Regions from separate parts of the Homo sapiens genome. Here region 2 is linked to region 1. Evidence: read pairs that join two places in POLR2A ChIA-PET (ENCODE). Cell type or tissue: Panc1. All regions are shown on one strand.

What was found. Peaks named below come from ENCODE experiments on the same cell type or tissue, not always from the same donor. Only the 100,000 strongest peaks of a DNase experiment are listed, where the experiment ranks them.
Region 2: POLR2A ChIA-PET joins it to region 1 with 8 read pairs; 2 of 35 experiments call an interaction of 5 or more read pairs at or near these places.

Annotation. Positions count from the first base shown.
Region 1 is chr22:36,353,996-36,361,995 of GRCh38, reverse strand. All of the region lies in intron 1 of MYH9 (myosin heavy chain 9), which reads left to right. Among named protein-coding and RNA genes, the nearest start is that of MYH9, 30 kb to the left of the region's middle. RefSeq lists enhancers at 2,540-2,749, 2,850-2,919, 4,005-4,946, 6,840-7,340, 7,341-7,841. In Panc1, no CTCF peak of the experiment used is centred here; no DNase peak of the experiment used is centred here; H3K4me3 peaks cover 2,901 bases; H3K27ac peaks cover 7,624 bases.
Region 2 is chr22:35,951,942-35,959,941 of GRCh38, reverse strand. The region is part of intron 1 of RBFOX2 (RNA binding fox-1 homolog 2); the gene reads left to right. Among named protein-coding and RNA genes, the nearest start is that of RBFOX2, 73 kb to the left of the region's middle. In Panc1, no CTCF peak of the experiment used is centred here; no DNase peak of the experiment used is centred here.

The DNA of each region.
Region 1 (8,000 bases):
CTGGGTTCAAGCAATTCTTGGCCTCAGCCTCCCGGGTAGCTGGGATTACAGGCGCACACCATCACGCCTGGCTAATTTTTGTATTTTTAGTAGAGATGGGGTTTCACCATGTTGGCCAGGCTGGTCTTGAACTCCTGACCTCGTGATCTACCTGCCTTGTCCTCCCAAAGTGTTGGGATTACAGGCGTGAGCCACCGTACACCCCCAGCCAATTACTTTAAAATACAAATCTGATGTCACCTCTGCTCCTCCCCAATTATCCCTAGAATAAAGTCCACATTCCTAAATGGCTGATAAGATCCTGGGTTAGCTGCCCCAGTTTATCTCCTCCAGCCTGTCCCAAGCTATTGCCCCCACCCCTTCCCATGCAGGAGGAGGGACTCTATGTACCACATTCTGGTTTCTGGTGTCATTTTTTTTTTAAAAGAAATTGTTCATTTAATTTTTAAGTTGACAAAAATTGTTTATATCCATTGTGTACAACATGATTTGAAATACGTACTGGTGTTGTTTTTGATAGCCTGAGTTTCCTTCGGTGCCAGGCAAAGTGAAAGTGACCACAGGCCCTCCCTTGGACAGGCAAATGCCATCATCTTTCATTGTTTCCTGGACTTTCAGCAGTCACCTGAGCCCCCCTCCATGCCCGCTTCAAGGAGGCAAAGGCAGAACCTGCAGATGGGGCAGGCTCTGGGGCCCGGGCACTAAGTTCCTCTCTGGTTTTCTTATCTGCTAAGCATCAACACAGGCTTGGGTTGGAATACTGCTAATGGAAACAAGTTCCAGCTTCTTCTGTAAGCAAACAACATTCCTGAGGTGGAAAGGGAAGGGGGGCCCACCCGCAGTCTTCAGCTCCTACCTCCTGGGCACTGGCAGCTGGGAGGAGCCCCCCACTCCTTGTTAGCCTGGGGAGAGTGAGGGCCTAGGTCGAGGCTGCTGTAGGTTATTAGCCCTGGGTGACAGAGGAGCCACTTTATTGACCCACCCTGTAGATAACTGCTCTGACAGCCCTGGTGTGTATTGCAGAGAGTGGCCTTGTGCATACCTGTGAGCAGATAGGACATTTTGCAGGTGGGAAAGCCGAGGCCTGGGTGGTGCCTGCAGGATTGCACAGCTGGTCAGCACCTCGCTGGACTCAAATCCAGCTCTTCTGCCACAGGCTTTGTGCCCATCTCACCAGACCAGCATTTCCCAGACCAGCATGGAGAGAGGTTTTTCCTGCAGGATATTCCTGGGATGGAGTTAAGCAGATTTCTTTTTTCTTTTTCTTTCTTTTTTTTTTTTTTGAGATGGAGTCTCACACTGTTGCCCAGGCTAGAGTGCAGTGGTGCGATCTCGGCTCACTGCAAGCTCCCCCTCCCAGGTTCACGCCATTCTCCTGCCTCAGCCTCCAGAGTAGCTGGGACTACAGGTGCCCGCCACCATGCCCGGCTAATTTTTTGTATTTTTAGTAGAGACGGGGTTTCACCGTGTTAGCCAGGATGGTCTCGATCTCCTGACCTCGTGATCCGCCCGCCTCGGCCTCTCAAAGTGCTGGGATTACAGGTGTGAGCCACTGTGCCCGGCCTAAGTTAAGCAGATTTCTTTTTGCAGGCTGCTTCCTACAACATTTTGTGCATATTGTGATTGCAAGAGGGCCATAGGGAGACGGCATTCCATCCTTACTCGGCCACGAAACCCTCTTCCCTCTGCAAATTGCTGTCTTTATAGTCACTGTCCCTGAGAACTGTCCTCTATGGATGGATATAACCTGCAGAAAGAGTCACTAGACTCCTGGTAACTGATTTTCAGAGGGCCCAGGTGTCATTCCTAGGAAGAATGGGGATTAAATAGCTCAGAATCACAAGATAGAGGAGTTGGGAGGGAAATTCCTATCATGCCATTCTCCACTGGGAGCTTGAGCTACAACTCTTCTGATGTTAGGTGGTGGTGGTGGTGGTGGTGGTGGTGGTGGTGGTGGTGGTGGTGTTTGTCCTCATTCTAAAGCTAGGAAATTGGGGTGCTAACAGCTTCAAGGTCACAGGAATTGTGAGCAGGGGACCTGGGACTCCAATCCAGGTCTGTCTGGCCCCAAAGCCATAAACTCCATTGTGGTACATTACAAGCATTTATCTTAGGGTTTGCAGAACCAGGACCTCACATGGCTGTGGTTTTTCCACTTCTGTCTGTCACTTCTGAGTTGATACCAAAGGTTGATGTTGCCAGCACCTACTTGATAGATGGAGGCGTAGCATTCCAGGAGGGCACACGACCTTCTCATGGCATCCTAGCAAGAGCAGAGGCCATGCCAGCCAAGATTCTTTCTGGTATGTCGGACTGGTAGTAGGTGGTAGGTGCCTCTACACTGGTTAATCAGGGGGTGCTAGAAGGTTCTAGAAAACAGAGATGGTTGAACTATATGTAAAACCAGTAAATTATCCTCAGTCCTATTTCTCTTTGTAGATTGAAAGCCCCAGTATGCATTCTTTCCCTTTTTGTTTTGAGGATATAAAAATTAGTCCATAAATGGTTTGGTGTTTGTAACAAATTAGGTGGCTATAACCCTTACGCGTGTGTGGTTTCAACTTGGCTCTCCTGTTACCTTCAGCTCTCCAGCCCTGTCCCTCTTTGCACAGCCACAGCCCAAGGGGATTTTCCAGCCTCTGGGGACCTTCCCCATTAAGTCTTTCTTCCTCATTTTGGCCTTGTTTCTCATTTATTCATTCAGGACACTTTAACTGAGCACCTGCTCTGGGCCAGGCATTGTGCCAGACATTTGGAATTGATGAATGAGACCCAATTCCTGTCCTCAAATAAAACTACAAATAATGAGTATTTAGCTGTTTGGTTACAGTGGAACAAGTACAGAGCACAGACGGGAGGGCCATAGATATGAGACATCTTTTTGCTGCAAAAAGTCTTTAGAGAAGGGAGCGTTTGAGCTTTGATCTCAGAGAGGGTTCCTAATACAAAGGACACTTCTCTGCCTTCTTTGAAGGCCTGGAGGCCTGAGCAGAGTGTAGTGTGACTGGGGAATTGATTATATACCGCTGGGAATGACTGTGGCAAAAGGAAGGGCAGGGGCAAGATGAATGGGTGGGGTCCTAGAGGGCTTGCTTAGCATGCAGATTTTATTCTGGTGAAGGTGTGGAGCTGTCGAACCATTTTGAACTGATCAAATAATATCAATGAAATAGGAAGTCATATAAATAGGAATTTGAATTTGTGAGTCATCAGAAAGGAGTTCTGTAGAAGTGGCAGGGGAGGCCAGGAGGGAGGCAGTTGGAGCAGTCCAGAAGGGAGGGCCTGTGGGCCTGGACTGGAACAGGGCACGGGCAGTGGTGTTGGCGGAGGGCTGGGGAGGAGTTTACGGTGACTGTCTTGGGTGGCCAGATGGATGGTGTCTCCCAGAGATGGACACCCAGAAGAGGGTATGGGTCTGGGGAGAGATGGTGGGGGAGTTCAGGTGTGATGGTGCATCCACCAGGTGGAGATGGCTCGTTGGTAGGTGTTTAAATATATTTATTAATATATGAAGGGGTGTGGGGGAGAGCTCTGGGCGGGAAATAATCCGGCTGTCCCAGTGGTGGAAGCCATGGATTTCCTGGGTCTAATCCAGATTGATTTGCCAAAACTATTCAATAAATAGCGTTTGGGCCTGGTGCGGTGGCTGACACCTATAATCCCAGCACTTTGGGAGGCCAAGGCGGGCGGATTGCCTGAGCTCAGGAGTTCGAGACCAGCCTGGCCAATATGGCGAAACCCCATCTCTACTAAAATACAAAAAATTAGCCGGGTGTGGCGGTGTGCACCTGTAGTCCCAGCTACTCGGGAGGCTGAGGCAGGAGAATTGCTTGAACCGGGGAGGTGGAGGTTGCAGTGAGCCAAGATCACGCCACTGCATTCCAGCCTGATGGGATTCCCAGGGTGGGGTGAGCTGGCACAGCTGTGTCAACAGCTCCCACCCCCAGCCTCCAAAATGTGGCTCCCGCTTGTCTTCCGTTAATCATCTGGACCCTTTGATGCTGGTGACTTTGCTTATGAGTCGCAGGCTGAGCTGCCGTGTTGGAGGTTCTGAAGGTGCTTCTTGCCTGCCTGGGGAGGCACATCAGTCTCTTCTGCCTGGTTGATTGGTTTACTTTTAAATTGGGTATTCAGGATCTTTAAAGCACAGTCCAGCAGGAGAATCTAGGTCAGATCTCTTAGAATACAGTATGTTACAAGGAGCTGTCATTCCTTGGTGACAATGCCATCCATAATGGCCATTTTTATGGGGTCCTGGGAATCCTTTTGCCCTGAGGATTTCTGTTTTGTTAAGGAGATTTGGCCCGTGCACTTCAGAGATGGGGGAGGATGACGACTGAGAGGTCTGGCTTCATAGTGCTGCGTTTGTTCACACGAACCCCTTCAATCAGTGGGCTCAACCGGGTGTGATTTGTCTTCCCCCGCAACCCCCAATTTCCACCTTTGGTGATGTCTGGAGAGGTATTTGGTTGTCACAACTGGGGACAGGGTGCGACTGGCATCTAGTGGGTAGAGGCCAGGGGTGCTGCTCTGCTGCTAAATACCCCACGTGGCACAGGACAGCCCCACCACAAAGGATTCTCTGGCCCCAGATAGCCATAGTGCCGTGGCATCGTTTTGTATGTGGTTATTGAGCGATCGTACCTTCTTCCTGTACGTTGGCTCTTGCTTTTCTCCCTCGGCCCGGGATACCTTTCCACCATCTCTTCCCTTCCCTGCCAATATTCTACCCATCTTCCAGGACCCAGTTTAAATGTCATATCCTCCATGACACTCTTCGCTTGAGTGTCCAAGGAAGTGTCCCTTTCTCTTTGTTCCCACGGCAAGTTGCATGTTCCTCTCCTCTTCTTCGCTGAGTCAGTGGTGGAGCCGGTTGTTGACGTGGTTCTTCCTCTCTGCATGAATGTTCCACTATGGTAGGTGTCCTGTCTCATCATTATGTGTATTTAAGGAATACATGCTGCATTAAGCAGCCCTGCAAGGCAGGGAAGGCAGCATAAAATATTATCTGCATTTACAGTTGAGGCCAGAGAGGTGGCACCGGCCGAAGGCCACACAGCAAGGAGTTTCTGCATTCATCCACATGGCAGATCTGTCTAGCGGGTGCTTACTGCGTTTGGGTGTTGGATTCAGCAGTGAACAGGACAGAAGGAAGCCCAGGAGCTTGCTTTCTGTCTACTCTACCACATTGCCCAGGTGGACACTCCACCTAGTCACCTAGGTTCATGTCCGTCCTGCCGCGCGACCTCATTAGAAACCCCCTGGGATCTTTATGCCTTTGTCATGATTTTTTTGCATGTGGATTCTCTATGTATTAGTTGATTGAATAAGTGAATCAAATGAGCTTGAAAAATTCTACATTATTATAGCAGCTGCTTTCAAAGAATCTTTTTTTTTTTTTTTTTTTTTTTTTTTGAGATGGAGTCTCACTCTGTTGCCCAGGCTGGAGTGCAGTGGCACCATCTCAGCTCACTGCAACCTCTGCCTCCTGGGTTCAAGCGATTCTCGTGCCTCAGCCTCCCTAGTAGCTAGGATTACAGGCACGCGCCACCACGCCTGGCTAAGTTTTGTATTTTTAGTAGAGACAGGGTTTCACGGTTTTGGCCAGGCTGGTCTCAAACTCCTGACCTCAGGTGATCCACTCGCCTCAGCCTCCCAAAGTGCAGGGATTACAGGCATGAGCCACCACGCCTGGCCCAAAGAATCTTTCTTAACAATGGAAGCCAGCTACTTCGATAGTTTTATTTAACTCAAAACCAACGGCCGCAAGTAGAAAGAGAAAGGACATGTTCACCTGTGTTCTCCAGGATGGGGGTGGGGATGGAAAAAAACAAACAGAGGGGCTGCTTGCATACATCAGTGGTGAGGCTGGAATAGGGCTTCCAGTGTCTGGGCTGAGGCCGCTGGGGTGTCTGAACTGAAGCCTTGGCGTGCCCAAGGCCATTGGAGATTGGTTAGGTCAACTCCTGGCAGACTGGGCACAGAGAACTCAAATGGCTCACCCAAGGTCACACTCCCACCTTCTTTCTTACTTTTAGCACCCAGCAATTTAGGTCGGAAGGATGGAGTCCCTTGTGCAAGCCAGCATGGGGAGATGGGGTTTACAGCTTTGAGGTGGCATTATCAATGTCTGCTTAATTAATAAAGGGGGGGTTCTCTGTTTGTTTGCTTCTTGTAGCCCCCTTGACCTCACCAGTAAGGCAGCTAAGGGGGAAACGGAGCAGGGCATTGAAGCCACACGGGGCTGAGTCTGACCCTAGGTTTTGTGCCTTGTCTGAGCCCCATTTCCCCCACCTGTAAAATGAGTATGTATGTGCCTCATGAAATTATTGCAAGGATTGAGTGAGAACATGCAGCGCTTCCTAGCAGGTCCTTGGTCTATGCAGCTTTACGGTGAAGGTGATGACTTGGACACTCCCAGCCTAGAACTTGGCCCACAGAAAGGTTTACATCAGCCCTCGTTGTCTGGGAGTGGAAATGCTCTCAACGTTTCAACCAAAGATCTGAGAGTAGAATACATTCTGTCTTTAAGGTGCTAGCTGTTCATTTTCCAGACAAACCCACAAATAAGTAAAAAGAGAAACGGAGGGAGGGAGGGAGAGTATTCTCTGGGAAAACAGGGAGAAATAAAAGATCCATATGATGTTTGTGGGGAAGGGGAGAAGGCAAATAATTGAGGCATTACATTTTGGGTTGAAAGAAGATGTTTTTGGTCAACCTATTTACTTTCAGTTTCATCATTTCCTGAGAGTCCTAATTTAGCCTCTGGTTGTGTCCCGCTCGATTATGGCCTAAAAAGGCAACTGCTTGGGTTTCTTGGAGTTGGACTGGCACCCGCAGGAAGCCGGCGGGAAGGAAAGCGCTGGGGGATGGCCTCAGCCTGATCCAATCTCATCTCCAGGGGCGAGAGCTGCTTGCTTCCTTCTGAACCTCTTGCTGGCCTGCCCATTCCCACAGGAGCTCGGGACTTTCTGAGCCACGGAGATCTTTCCTCTGTGTGTGTGTGTGTGTGTGTGTGTGTGTGTGTGTGTGTGTGTGTTTTGTTTTTTGTTTTTTTGTTTTTTTAAGTGGTAGATGATGATGCTGGTTGGTTGCTTTCACATGTACATCCTGCTCAAATGGCAGTGCATGTCGATTCAGCCCTTTTGGAAAACAATTGGATGGGACATCCCAGGACTGTAGAAGTGTTTGTATGTTCTTTTCTCCCGTAACTCCACTCCTGGGAATGTATCTCAAGGTGGTGGTACACTACGGCCGGGTGCGGTGGCTCACGCCTGTAAGCCCAGCACTTTGGGAGGCCGAGGCAGGCAGATCACCTGAGGTCAGGAGTTTGAGACCAGCCTGGCCAACATGGTGAAACCCCATTTCTACTAAAACTACAAAAATTAGCTGGGCGTGGTGGCGGATGCCTGTAATCCCAGCTACTCGGGAGGCTGCAGCGGAGAATCGCTTGAACCTGGGAAGCGGAGGTTGCAGTGAGCTGAGATCACGCCACTGCACTCCAGCCTGGGTGATAGAGCGGGACTCCATCTCAAAAAAAAATAAAGATGGTATACTAGATAAGAGGGTAAAAAAACCTTATAAGTGGTCCTTAAAAAAGAAAAAAACACTTGAGAATATTGAGAATATGCTGCAGCCATTAAATGTTGGACAGTGAGGCCTTGGTGTCAGGAGTTCTGGGTTCAGGTCCTCATTCCCCAGCTTGTGTGACCGAGTAGAGTTACTTTCTCTCAGGGCCACCACTGCATCATCTGTAAAATGGGTTGGATAAAATTGATTAACAAGCAAATCTGAGGCTGGGTGTGGTGGCTCACACCTGTAATCCCAGCACTTTGGGAGGCCAAGGCAGGCAGATCACATGAGGTCAGGAGTTTGAGACCAGCCAGGCCAACATGGTGAAACCCCGTCTCTACTAAAAATACAAAAAATTAGCCAGGCGTGGTGGCACACGCCTGTAGTGCCAGCTACTCGGGAGGCTGAGGTGGGAGAATCGCTTGAAC
Region 2 (8,000 bases), 400 kb after region 1:
GTGATCTGGAGATGATTTAAAATCTCTGGGAGGATATACATAGGTTATATGTAAATACTGTGCTATTATACATCAGGGACTTGAGCATCTGTGGATTTTGGTGTCTGAGAGGGGTCCTCAAAACAGTCCCCCATGGACATCAAGGGATGACTGTATTGAAGTCAACCTGGACCTCATTCCAGACACTACTGAATCAAGGAGGGAAATCTGTAGTTTTTAGATTATTCCCAGGTGATTCAAATGATCGGTCAAGATTGGGAACTATTGAGTATAATCTGTTTACAGTATGGCCCCAGCACTAGAAGCTTCATTTCCTGGTAGATGCAGAAATCTCAGACGCCACTGTAGACCTACTGAATCAGAATCTACATTTTAACAAGATACCTAGTGACCTGTCTGCATGCTAACATTTGAGAAGCACTGCTTTTCTTCTACCAATGGGAATAATTGGGTGATAACCGCAGGTTAAAGATGAATTATCTCTCCATTTTTCCCATTGCTGGAAGGGAAACAGTGTGGCTAAACCAGTGTATAGATAATCATACACTTACCTTCCCTATTTCTTGGCCTAGGGGTAAATGCTTTTCTGGACTAAACTGCTGCGTAACATGTAACAGAAAGAACAGTTATAATTATGGCTCTGGCTCTACTGTTTACTAGCTATTTGGCCTGGATCCAGTCACTTAATCTCTCTGAGTCTGACTCTCCTCACCTGATAATGGAAATAATACCCAGAAATAATGTATATCAATTATCTAGCGCATTGCAGTGCCTGCATATGTCACTGGCTTTTCCTTTTCCCTTGCCTTCAACCTTTCATTGATAAATCTGTAGTGTAGTTCTAGTCCCTTAGAAAGGGCCACCAGTGGAGTCTCAGTACCATCTCATCTCTGTGGGCTCTTCTTGCCCTTCTCCCAGCTATCTTGAGTATTTAATTGTACTTGCAGAAAACTAAGCTTTACACAATATATATATATATATAGTTTTCTCTATCTGTTTCTGCAAAATGCCTTTTACTTAATGGAGACTATTATCTAAGAGGGCTAGAAGATGAAGAACTAAAGGATTTGAGTAATTGAGTTGATACAGGAATCAAAGTATAACGAGATATGACAGGCAGCTCTTTTATGAATTCTTAATAGTTGACCATTTGTTTAAAAAAATGTAATTCCTGGTTTTTAAAACTTGGCATCAAGAAAAAAAATCCTCGGTAGGTTTGAAGTTGTTTGAAGTCTTTTAGATTGGTTCCAAGCAAGAATTAACGTGGTAATTATCAGAAGATCACTGAATTGGTAAGTAATGAGCATTATCTTCTTTCTGACCAGGGAATTAATACAATAAAAGGAAGTTCAGGGACTTGCTCTGAGGACACTAGTAGTAGGTGGCAGAGAGTCTAGGTCAGAGAGTTGGCAGTTGTAGCCAGTAGGGCATTGGAAGCAACAGCAGCAGGAGGAAATAGAAAAGTCCAGTTTTACCCAGATCTTAATGGACTTAGGGATAGGCAGGATTGTGAACTCAAAGCATATAATAAAAATTGTTACAATAATAGTTTTTCTCTATGGGGTAGGTATACTTTCAGGTGCTTTGTATACCTTGTGCCTAAACTTAACATCCTTGCAAGGTGTAGACATGATCACATATATTTTATAGACCAGAAAATAAAATTGAGGCCCAGAAAGGTGAGTAACTTGTCCTAAGTTGTTCCTCTAATAAACACCAGAGCTGGTTTAACATCATGTTCAATAGCAATGTGAGTGAAGAGACTGTTATAAAACTCAATTGAAATAATGTCTATCAATTAAAATAAAATTTATTATTTTGTCTATAATGACTTTTTTTGGGGTAGAATTGTTAATTTAAATTTAGACTGTGATAGTCAACTCAGCCTGTCTTAAAGGGACTTTTTTGAATGTTGCAGAATGATCCTTTGAAATGTATTTCTTTTATACTCTGAGGCTAATTAAGAGGTATCTTTTGTTTTTTTAAATGCCAAAGCTTGTGAAGTCTTCAGTTTAGTGAAACACCAGTTTAAATTGAAATATCACAACACAAACTGATTTGTTGGTGGTTATCAATTGGCATATTTAGTCATAATGAGTATTCACATAATTGTGTCTGTTAGTCTGTTATTCCATTCAGATCCAGATGTAGATAATTATCAATGATTGCACAGAGTGAATCATGTATTTAGACAGATTTCTAAGTTACGGTTGGAAGAACTACAAATGAGAGGACTTGGGTTCCAGGCCTGTTTTTGTGACCTTGGACATGTCACTTGAAACTCAAGGGAATGAACCTGAGTTTCCATTATCAATCAAAAGAGAATAATGTTATCTATCTAACAGAATTGTTATGAGTAGGAGGATGTGCTTGACACCAATTTCTGCTTCTTAGACTAGCTCTGTAACCTTGAGAAAGACATTTAAAACCTTGTGGTACATTGGTTTTCTTATCTGTAAGGTCAGTCTGTGCTATGTGAATATGGTTGCAAGGTAAGGAGGGTGCAAGTAAAGTAGCTGAATTAGAATTAGATGATCCCTATGGGTCCCCTCATAATCTGTGGTCCTGTACTAGTCAGAACTGCCTGTGTGTTGGTATGTGGTGAAGTGTTACATACAACTAAGATACTGTTTCTTCTTATTATTATTGTTAACAGGGCCACCCCATTAAGGAACAGGCACTGTGTAAGATATTGCATGTATTACCTCAATCCTTGTAACAATCCTATGAGGTAGGTAGTATTCTCATTTAAAGATGGAAGAATTTGAGGCTGAGAGATGAATTAGCTTTCCACAGCCATAGAGCTAGTTGGTTACCAGAGACGTAGATCAGTGTGATTCTAATAACTGTACTTTCCCCCATACCTCACTACACATGCTACTGTGACAGGCCAAAACTAGGACATGGGCTTATTATGCCACAAACTGCCTGTACCAAAGAATGTAATGACGACTGAGTAGTTATGTTCTTCACCACCAAACACTTAACAGTTAAAGAAGGGGAGAAAGACAGTTTCACTTCAGTGTTCCTGCTGAAGTAGTAAAAATTATTACTATTACTAATTCTCCATCCTCGGTTATGAATCTTTTAAATAATCTCTTTGGCAAAATGGGTAATACAAATAAAGCACTTCTGCTGCATACTAAGTATGACAGTTATCTAAAGGAAAACTGCTTCTGTGATTGAGTTGCCAGCTGAACTTTTTTCATGGGATGCCATTTTTATTTGAAAGAACAACTGATAGACTATGGTATTCGGACGTTTTATTAAAAATGAATGAGGTGGCCAGGCGCAGTGGCTCACACCTGTAATCCCAGCACTTTGGGAGGCTGAGGCGGGGGATCATGAGGTCAGGAGATCGAGACCATCCTGGCCAACATGGTGAAACCCCGTCTCTACTAAAAATACAAAAATTAGCCGGGTGTGCTGGCATGTGCCTGTAGTCCCAGCTACCTGGGAGGCTGAGGTGGGAAAATTGCTTGAACCCAGGAGGTGGAGGTTGCTGTGAGCTGAGATTGTACCATTGCACTCCAGGCTGGGCAACAGAGCAGGACCCTGTCTTAATTAAAAAAAAAAAAATGAAGCAAGCCTGTCATTTTAAGGAAAACTGATATTTGTGGCCAGTGATAAAATTTGAACTTTCAAGCAAAAACTAGAGTTTTGGAAAACTTGTATCCTGGCCTATGAGCTTGACAGCTCTGAACCTTAAAAGACTTTTCAGATGAGATTGGTGGTGATATTAGTGAATGTGAATTTTTTGATGTTATATAATGAGATGTGTCAACAGTTGGAAGATCTTTATAACTTAGTGAACTTGTATTTTATAAATGAACAACACATAATGTTACAAAATCATGCATAGGCAAAAAAAATCTATTCCAAGTACAAGATCAATGAATTTTTATATTAACAGTATGAAAAAATTCATTGATAAGGTTTCACATGCCACATTGCAACTAACCTTTGGTACAGTATTAAAGAAGAATATCTAGAGATAGGCGAAAAGGCTATTAAAATACCTTGCCTCTTCCAGATACATATCCATGGAATGCCAAATTTCTTTCTTATACTTCAGAATAATATTGAAACAGATTGAATGCAGAAGCAGGTATGAGAATCCAGCCATCCTCCATTCCATCTCCAATCCCCAGGCCACAGTCTGGTACTGGCTTGTGGCCTGTTAGGAACCAGGCCACACGGCAGGAGGTGAGCAGCAAGCACTACTGCCTGAGCACCACATCCTATCAGATCAGTGGCGGCATTAGATTCTCATAAGAGTGCATACCCTACTGTGAACTGCGCGTGCGAGGGATCTAGGTTGCCTGTTCCATCGAATGCCTGATGACTTGAGGTGGAACAGTTTCATCTTGAAACTATCCCCACCCTACCCCACCCCCCATGGAAAAATTATCTCCCATGAAACCAGTCCCTGTGCCAAAAAGATTGGGGACCACTGTTCTATTAAGTTGGATGTTAAAAATATTTGTAGAAATGTAAAATAATGATACTCTTCTCACTGGTTTAGTTTACAAACTAAACCATTTTCATAAAATATTTTTTAGGCTAATATAATGGTTGGTTTATTATTGATACTTTTAAAGGAATTAACATATTTTTAAAAGTACTCAGTTTTAGTTTCTCATAGGAAAATCGCAGTAGTTATAACCACAGAAGCAAAAGCTCTTTGGAGTCTTTGGTAATTTTTTAAAGTGTTAAGGTATTCTGAAATCAAAAAAGTTTGAGAATTGCAGCTCTAGTTCTCTAATCTTTCATTTCAGTAGTGGTTGAAACCTCTTAAATTGGTTCTTTAAGTCATGAATGGATCTTGACCCACAAATTGAAAGAGCGTGGGCTAGAGTTAGAGGATTACATTGTGAAGGGAGGTGGGATTTTGCTGAATTTTGCTTGAGTTGATGTTTGAGAACGTGCCAAGGTGTGAAGTAAATTGAGTAAAGTTTCTATCTGGAAATTAGCTATTTGTGGTCATCCTCCAAACCCCATTCAAGTCTTACCTACTGTGAGTCTCCTCTTTGTAATTTCTTTATGCCTTTCTCACTTGATTATCAACCATGTACACTGGTTCTCTCTGGGCCATACATTTACATTTTATTACATGGTTCATATTGTATTTGTTTACATGCCTCTTTCCCTTACTAGACTGTGAGTTCTTTTGAGAAAAGAATCCCTAGCTTATTTTCCTTTGCATTCCTACCAAGTTGCAGACACATAAACGTCCCTCAGTAAATGTTTGCTGAAGGAGTAAATGAGAAGAAAAAGAGAATAACCAAGTGGGGCAAGGCTTGGGATATTTGGAACCTAATCATGTAAGCAATGGAGGGCCATTACTATGGAAGTGGTATGAGTGGTGTTTTAGGTAGTTAACCCTGGCCCTGGTAAGAAAGCTGGGCAGGGGTGGATGGAGGCTAGCTCTTAGCTGGACCAGCCAAGAGACTATTAGAGTAATTTAAGCTTGAAGTGATCCAGGCCTGGATTAAGATGAGTGCTTTCGCCATAGATAATAAGGCATACATCCTGAATCCTGAGGAGTATTTGCAAAAACAGAAACAATACCATCCATACTGCTTGACAGTTGTTGTGTACTTATGCTGAATTCTGTGTTAAGAGCTTTATGTATATTGTTTCGTTTAATCTTCACAGCTTCCCTGAGGTAGGTGTTGTTATTATCTCCATTTTTTTCTAGTTAAGTACAAATAATACATGTTCATTTGTTGAACAGTTAGAAAATACAGATAAGAAACCTCCTCCCCCCACAAAGACATATATCACTCATAAATCCAAATTTAACACCAAGACATATGACCACTATAAACATTTTGGGATATATCCTTCCAGACATAAAAAAACATATATATTGTGTGTTATATATGCCTGAATATGAGGAAACCATGAATATAAGGCCTTAATGCTGTTTTTCCATTGAAAGGAAGGGCTAACCTATTAAGCGTTTAGGGAAATAGGCAAATATCTACTTAAAATATTTATTTATGTAATTTAGAAACATTTTATCTTTTTGGGAAAAAATGTGTATATGCTCTACTGCATCAGTATCTGTATTGTTGCTTAGAACCACTTTGAATCTTCAGTTTTCCAGAGTATATATTGAGATACAGCACTTTTTTGTGTCTATATTTATTGTAGTCACTGATGATTTTATCTCAAGCTGTAAGTACTTATTCAAATAACAACAGGAAGTTTCTTCATTTGTACTGTGGTGTATACTGCATTGCTTTTAAAAAAAATGTTAATGGAGGTTAAATTCATATAACATAAAATTAAACTTTTAAAAAAGTGAACAATTTGGTGGCATTTAATACGTTCACAGTGCTGTACAACCACTATCTCCATGTAGCTTACATTTTTACATCACCCTCAATGGATACATCACCCGTATCCATTAAGCAATCATCCTGTCTTTCCCCTTCCCTGCTGGCAACCACCAATCTGCTTTCTCTTTTGATGAATTTACCTGTTCTGGAGATTTTATATAAATGGAGTCATATAATATATGGCCTTTTATGTCTGGCTTCTTTCACTTAGTACTGTGTGTTTTCATTGTTTATCCATGTTGTAGCATATATCAGTACTTCTTTCCTTTTTATAACTGAATGATATTCCTTTGTGTGTATATAGCACAATTTGTTTATCTGTTTATCCCTTAATGGACGTTTGGGTTTCCATCCTTTGGCTTTTTTTTTTTTTTTTTTTTTTTTGAGATGGAGTCCCACTCTGTCGCCCAGGCTGGAGCGCAGTGGTGTGATCTCTGCTCACTGCAAGCTCTGCCTCCCAAGTTCATGCCATTCTCCTGCCTCAGCCTCCCAAGCAGCTGGAACTACAGGCACCCGCCACCAGGCCCAGCTAATTTTTTGTATTTTTAGTAGAGATGGGATTTCACCGTGTTAGCCAGGATGGTCTCAATCTCCTGACCTCGTGATCCGCCCGCCACAGCCTCCCAAAATTCTGGGATTACAGGTGTGAGCCACTGCACCCAGCCCATCCTTTGGCTATTGTGAGTAGTGTTGCCATGAACATCTGTGTACAAGTATTGGTTTTGAGTACCTGTTTTCCAGTTCTTTGGGTATATACCTAGGAGTGGAATTGCTGGGTCATATGGTAGCTCTATATTTAACTTTTTGAAGAACTGCCAATCTCTTTTCCACAGCAGCTGCTCCATTTTACATTCCCACCAGCAAAGTACAAGTATTTGTCAATTTATTTTTAATGAAGAACACAATAAGACAGGGAAAGTAAAGAGGAAGTATGTGTAGCCTTTGAGTCTATTAGAGCTCTGTATCTCAGATTTTGCTGATGGACTTATTAAATATTTATTTAGCATCACTTCAGCACTAAATGAAATTTAGCTCAGGGAAATGAATCTAATCTGTTTCAAGTAGTGAACAGACTAAGAAGTGATGATCAGAGGAATGAAGGAATGGAAATTTAAATAGACTAAAGTTCCTTGAGGGCAAAGGCCTTATTCATCTTTGTGTCCTCAGCATTTAACAAAGTACTTGGTGTATTATAGGTTTTTTTGGGGGGTCTCCAAGACTACCCTAGGTCCAGTGAATTATCTAGGACTTATGGAACTCAGATGTAGTCATACTTATAGCTATGCTTTATACTAGTAAAAGGCTATAAAGCAATGTCAGCAAAGAAAAAAGGTGCATGCGGTGAAGTCCAGAGGAAACCTGACTCAAGCTTCCAAAAGTCCTTTCCAAGTGGAGTCACAGGACTTGCTTGATTCCTCCAGCAGTAAGTTGTAACAGTGTTGTCTACCAGGGAAGCTTGTTACAGACTTAGTGCTGAGATTTTTTGGCTGGGGATGGTGAAGGGGGCTGTTCACATAAGCACCCTAACCCTAGCACAAATCAAAATTCCAGACTCCCGAAAGGAAAGCAGGCATTAACAGATAAGAGCCACTCTGATCAGTTCTGGGGATAGAACCCTTGTGAAATCTTCAGTTCTCAGATACTAGCTAAGGC